Regions from separate parts of the Homo sapiens genome. Here region 1 is linked to region 2. The links are chromatin loops, found by intact Hi-C in ENCODE. Cell type or tissue: pancreas. All regions are shown on one strand. Links, peaks and the distances in the headings refer to the core of each region. The heading gives the core; the rest is flanking DNA.

The links. Hi-C counts contacts between places; a loop is a spot of excess contacts. Peaks named below come from ENCODE experiments on the same cell type or tissue, not always from the same donor. Only the 100,000 strongest peaks of a DNase experiment are listed, where the experiment ranks them.
Region 1: it touches region 2 in a loop (2.2-fold over the local background); 2 of 110 quality-filtered maps call a loop at or near these places.

Annotation. Positions count from the first base shown.
Region 1 is chr11:125,073,610-125,076,507 of GRCh38, forward strand. All of the region lies in intron 1 of SLC37A2 (solute carrier family 37 member 2), which reads left to right. Among named protein-coding and RNA genes, the nearest start is that of SLC37A2, 12 kb to the left of the region's middle. In pancreas, for the core only: no CTCF peak of the experiment used is centred there; no DNase peak of the experiment used is centred there.
Region 2 is chr11:125,349,105-125,352,002 of GRCh38, forward strand. It overlaps PKNOX2 (PBX/knotted 1 homeobox 2), which reads left to right. Exons shown (of 13, transcript NM_001382323.2): 4 at 2,180-2,288. The coding sequence starts at 2,202. Among named protein-coding and RNA genes, the nearest start is that of PKNOX2-AS1, 84 kb to the left of the region's middle. RefSeq lists enhancers at 321-863, 1,519-2,182, 2,183-2,844. In pancreas, for the core only: no CTCF peak of the experiment used is centred there; DNase peaks (open chromatin) are centred at 1,675 and 2,154.

The DNA.
Region 1 (2,898 bases), core at 294-2,793, 280 kb before region 2:
TCAATAGGTCTGAGAAAGGTGATAGACTCTGCTTTTCCAATGAGCAAAAAGATGTAAGGAATGAAACCAGCTTTTGCCCGATTCCCAAGTCCTTGCTGTTTTCTCTTATAGACATCAACTCCCTGACATCCACCACCTGGGTTCCCCCGTGATGCTGCTATGTCCCTGGGAGTGGCTGGCAGGATGAAAAAGGCCCAGGGAACTGGCCTTGAGCCTCAGTGAGGAAGCCTGTCTGCGCTTCCCACCAAAACCTACAGGGCACAGCCCTGGGTCTTCACCTGGCTTAGGCTGGCTGGGGTTCAGAGCTGCCGACCTGGGAACTCCCGCTCTCTTCAGTGGCTTCCCATCACCTTCAGAGATAGCCTAAATGCCACAGTTTGGCACCTGAGGCCCTGCGCCACGCCACCTGAGGCCCCTGCCCTTCCCAGCCAGCTCTGCTTCTCTGCTTGGCTCAGTTTCACCCTACAGATACCCCCACTGAGGCGGAGTTCCCCAAACAGGTAGTGTCATTTCACACCTCCGTGCCTTCGTGCACGCTGCTTCCTCTCCCTGGCAGTCCTCCCTGCCCCAGCTGTGGTTGACTTGGCCTCGTCCTGCTTGTTTTTGAAGCCTCAGCTCCAGGAATCCTTTCCCGACACTGCTCCCTCCTGCTGGCTCGGAGTCTCTCCTCTGTGTCATCTCTGTAAGAGAGAGACATCACACCAGGTCTAACTGTCTCCCTGCTGACCTGTGCGCCCAGGCAGGTGGAGATTCCGCTCACGGATTCTCTTGCTAGTGCTGGATTGTAGCATGGTGCCTGGTACAGGATGGGCACAGGGATGCATGGGAGAGCAGCCTCGCTTCAGCCGAAGGGAATCAAGATGTTAGAAATGGGCACAGCTCCTCCTACTGAGGTTGTCGGGGACAGAACTCCAGGCAAAAGGGCCATGGAGCAGATAAGGAAGAACACCTGGGGCCACAAGCAGGGGAGTCGGGGAGGGCGGGCTGGAGTTGACACAGTGCAGTTGGGGGAGTGGGGTGGGAGGGGAAAGGGTGCTGGCAGCAGGCTGTGCCTCTGGGTCCCCATTGGCTCTGACCAGCCCTGGGAGGGCTCAGCATGAGTGTGGAGGTGCAGTCTGGCTTCCTAGTCAACACCAGGCTACGGAGCCAGCAAGGGCTTCACTGCCGAGCCTGCAATGAAAGAACAGTCATAGCTGGGGCCCCAGTGGGGCCTTGGGTCCCTGAGGATCTTTCAGACACTGAAAGGATCTGATTTGTCACCATGGTCAGTGGCCAAACATCATGGCAGAGGCCCTGGCACATCCAAGTGGTCATGAAGGCTGGTCCTGCTGCCTGGGGGGCCTTACCGGCAGTATAACCAGGGACCTGGGGACTGGGGGAGAGTCATGCTGTGTTCTCTTATCTTGTGGGACAGCTGGGACTGATACTAGCGCAATGTGTAACTGATGAGGAAACCAGAGGCAAAAAAAAGGCTTAGGGATTCACGGGAGGTTACACAGGCAATTAGTGAGAGGTGCCACGCAAAGCTTCCCGCCTCTCCCTGAACCAGGTGCGTCCCAGGCGGGGCTTGGTGGCTGCTATCTGTAGGACTGCAGGGTTCTTCCATCCATTGCTCTTTGCAGAAGGCCAGCTGGGCACCCTCTTCAAAGTCTCTCAGAGGATTTCCCTCAGATTCTAGAAGTCCCCGAACTAAGAGTCATGAGCCATATGGCAACAGGTGGAACCCGGAAAACATTGTTGCCACAAGCTTGCCTATGTCAGTCACTGTGACAGGCACTTGGAGTAGCCCCAGCTTCCCTAGACAACTTGAGTCCCTAGAGGACCTCTGTGACCCACATGTGTGCCTTTGGGAACCGGTGGCCAGAGAGGCCGGGGCGTGGAGCTGCCTGCATTCCAGACTACACTGTTGCACCTTCATGCTGGATGGGATGGAAAGGCACTGAAAGCGTTTTAGCAGAGCTGTGGAGGGGCAGGAGCAACTTCAGTCTCTCAAGAAGACAGACAGGAAGCTCGATCCAGGGGCAAAGTGAGAAGGAGCCTCGTAGCCCAAGCCCAATTCAGCCTTCGCTGAAATGCCCCTTTGTTTCCCAAGTGGTAGTGGGTGTTGCTTCATGCCACATTTGGGGGAATTGGGTCTGGGGTGTGGAGGAGGATTCCTAGGCCGAGGGAGCATCCAGTGTCCTGCCCTTGGGCTCTTGGAGCCAGGACAGAAAGGGCTTCAGGAGCCCTCCCACCCTTTTTCCTGACCCTTCTCCATGAAGTCTTCAGTGAGCCCTGGGTCTCGCCTAACTCCTGGCCCCTTCTCCTGGACTGGGGCTCCACTCTGAGGCCTATTTTCCATGCATGTCCTGGCTCCTGGCTGCGGCGAGGAAGCAGATAGTGACTCAGCAGGGCTCTGGGGCCCTTCCCCAGGCCTCAGGCTTGGGGAGCGGCCGGGGCACAGTGGAAAAGCTGAGTGCCACCCGCCTGCACTGTTCTTTCCATCCCGGGCCAGGGCATGGGATGAGACGTGAGGGGTGAGAAAGAGCACGTGTGTGAGCCACAGATGGAAAGAATGGGCTCTGTCCAGTGGGATGGACGGACTGGGACTAAGAAGAGGGCTGGGGTCTGTCACCACCTGTCCCACTGCCACTTCCTTTCCAACTACCGCCTGCCTGAAGGAGGTGCTGTGTCTGCCCTGTTCGAAGCTTCAGAGGAGTGTCAACCTCACTTTAAAAACAGACCCTTCTCCCGACTGTCTCCCTCCTACCCCCATCATTTTAGACATGTGAAAACCACTCAAACTCCCTGCCCCCACCTCTGCCACACACATGCACACACACACAGGCGCCCTGACCTCAGGGAGGTCGACAAAAAGCAGAGGTGCTGCCAGCTGGTCAGAGCAGGCGGAGGTGCTTC
Region 2 (2,898 bases), core at 155-2,654:
GCCCCTGAAACATTCCTATTTCCTTTATTTTGTCAGGGTCCAAAAAAGAGAAATTCCACCCACTTTAATATCTCAAAAGTCTTAATTCTGGAAGTTCCTTCTGATGTCTCAAAAAGTCTATATCTTACCCCACCCCCACCTTTTTCCCTCTGCAATCCTCACTCTGCTCTTGGCTCTCTGGGATGCTGACCACCACCCAGACAAAGATCCAGCTGTGAACAGAGGCCTTGGTTCCCCTGCCTGAAGAGAGAGGCTCCCCCAAAGCCCCCTCCTGCGTCCCTTTGCAAAAGGAAATTGGATCTTAGGGACCAGCGGTGTGTGAGATGGGCGAGGCCCTGCATGCTGTTGTGAAGATATCCTGGTAGTCCGTCTTCTGAAGGAGGCCAGGCGGGGGCGAGTGACAGGCGGTGAGGCCGACGGAACCGGCCTGAAGTCGGCATTTTTAGCACCGGGGGAGCCATCCCTCCCTGTGCATTCTCCACCCACCTCCACCTCATTTTCTTCCTTCCTTTAGGACCATGACCTCCCTCTCCTAGCCATGCCTCATTCATCTGTCCCACCACACTCCCCACACTGTTCTCTGCACAGAGTTGGTGGTTGGTAGACATCTATTGAGTGAAACAGGCCTTTCCAGTGCTTTTTGCAGAAGGTCAAAGCGTACTTGGTATCTTGGAGACTCAGGTCAGGTCAGAGTAGATCTTACTTCCACTTCCTGAAAAAGAACCAAAAGAATCACACACACACACACACACACACACACACACACACACACAGCCCTGGAGGCCAGCCCCTTTAGATGACAGCAGCTCCAAAGCACTCTCAAATTCCCACAGAATTCAGGTCTGTGAACATTTTGGAAGACCCTGGGAAGGGCCAGGCTGGAAGAGGATGAAGCCCTAGGTGCCTCAGGGAGAGGGGACGGAGGGTGTGAGTGCTGTGCTCACAAAGGTTTCTACACCAACAGTGCCCTCCACCCAGGAGAAGAACACGTCCTGCACTCCACAGAGGCTCTTAGCAACCTCCTACCCTACAGTGGACAGCCCTGTATCAGGCAACTAGCCTGTGGCTTCTAGATCTAAATATTTCAGAGCATCTACTGCAGCACAACAGCTCTCTGGACATTCTGTTTCCTTGGGTGGCACAGCCGGGCTGTCTCCACTTATGGCACCACATCCTACTTCAAGAGGAAATCTTGAGGCTTCATGGGGGCAGCTCGCCTGCTTATTGGTGATGGGGAAATGATGGGGGCAACAGTGGAGCAGGCCCAGAGCTGGGAATCTGGAGGTGCTGCTTCCATCCCAGCTTCACTAACAAGTCCCCCAACCCCCGCCCTCCCATACACAAGTCACCCTTGGCCTCTGTCTTCTACCAGCCAAAGAGGCAGGTAGACCATTTGGCTCTGATAGCTCTTCTGGTATCCCCACATTCCGGTGACCGTACTGAACCAAGACTGAGGAAAGTCCTCCTTAATAGGATATGCAGGCACATCTGTGGACACGCCCATAGTCACAAGCCCGAGTCTGGGAAAGTACAGGAGTAGACCGGCATTCCCTGCCTCTTTCCCTTCCCCAAGGCCTCCAGGCAGCCACCCTGGGGCTACAGTCTGAGGACGGGTCCAGGCCGTCCTCCGTCTCACAGTCTGAGGACGGGTGAGCCCTGGGGAGGGGCGAGCTTGGTGCTTGGGGACCCTGGAATCCCGTAGCTGGCCTGAGGCCCTCCTGCCCCTGTGCGCGCTGTGGCTGCTCCAGAAAGCCTGGGAAACAGCGGGGCCAGGAGCACCCTTATCAGGCTGGAACTCAGGGTCCTCCTGGGGAAGGAGGGGTATCCAAATGGCCTCCAGTCCCCCGGTGCTGCTACCAGGCAGGCCCCCTCCCTCTTCGTGCCCCCTCCCCACACGTACAACAGGCCGGAGCTGATGCTGAACAAAGCGCCGCTGCAGGGGTACCGGTTGTTTTACATATGATTTGAATATTGTTTCTTTCAAGTCAAAATAGCACAGCAAGCCCCTCCCCACCCAGGCCTCTTCCTTAGCTCTCATTTGTTGCCCTGAAGGGCGTGCAACCCTTGCCGCATCCAGCCGGCCCAGGTGGCCCAGCGGGGGACACAGGGAGCTGCTGGGTGCCCAGGGCGGGCCTGCTCAGCGGTGTTAACGGTGCGGCCCCCTTTCTCCTGCCCACAGGTCCTCCATGTGAATCAATCCCATGATGCAACATGCCTCCCCAGCCCCCGCTCTGACGATGATGGCCACGCAGAATGTCCCGCCCCCACCCTACCAGGACAGCCCACAGGTGAGTGCGCAGGGGCCGCTGCCTCCCACCACGGGGGAGGGAGTGTGGTGGCCTTAGAGCCCCAGCTGCAGGCTGGGACATTCCAGGGGCCGACGGGCAGAGCCAGGCCTCCCGCAATCACGTCCTGGTGGCACTCCGGGCTCTTTCCCGTCAGCCTGGGGAGCGAGAGCCCTGCAAACACAGACCCCGAGGGCAGTCACCAGGTTCAGACCCCAGGAGCTAGGACTGGAAGCTAGATTAGTGGCCACAGTCCTGGCCTCCACCCCATCCATCAGACAGCAGACAAGCGCAGCCAAGCCCCTTTGCTGTGACTGGGGCAAAATCCACAGTGGGGGAGACCCAGGTACCGGATGTGAGCGGAACCGCCCTCTGAGTGTTTGAGAAACTTCACACTCAGAGGTTTCTGAGTGCCAGGCCCCCCATTCTCGGGTCACTTGGGCCCTTTTGTCCTCCTCTGCCTGCCTGTCGGGAGAATCTCTGTTCTCTTCAGAACTCTTCTGGGCTTCTACTTTTAAAAAGCCAAGATTCTTTCTGCACACCCCGCAACCCTTTCCTTCTGGTCCCCAGCTTCCATCCCTCAGATCAGACACAGCCGCCCCCCAAGATCTTC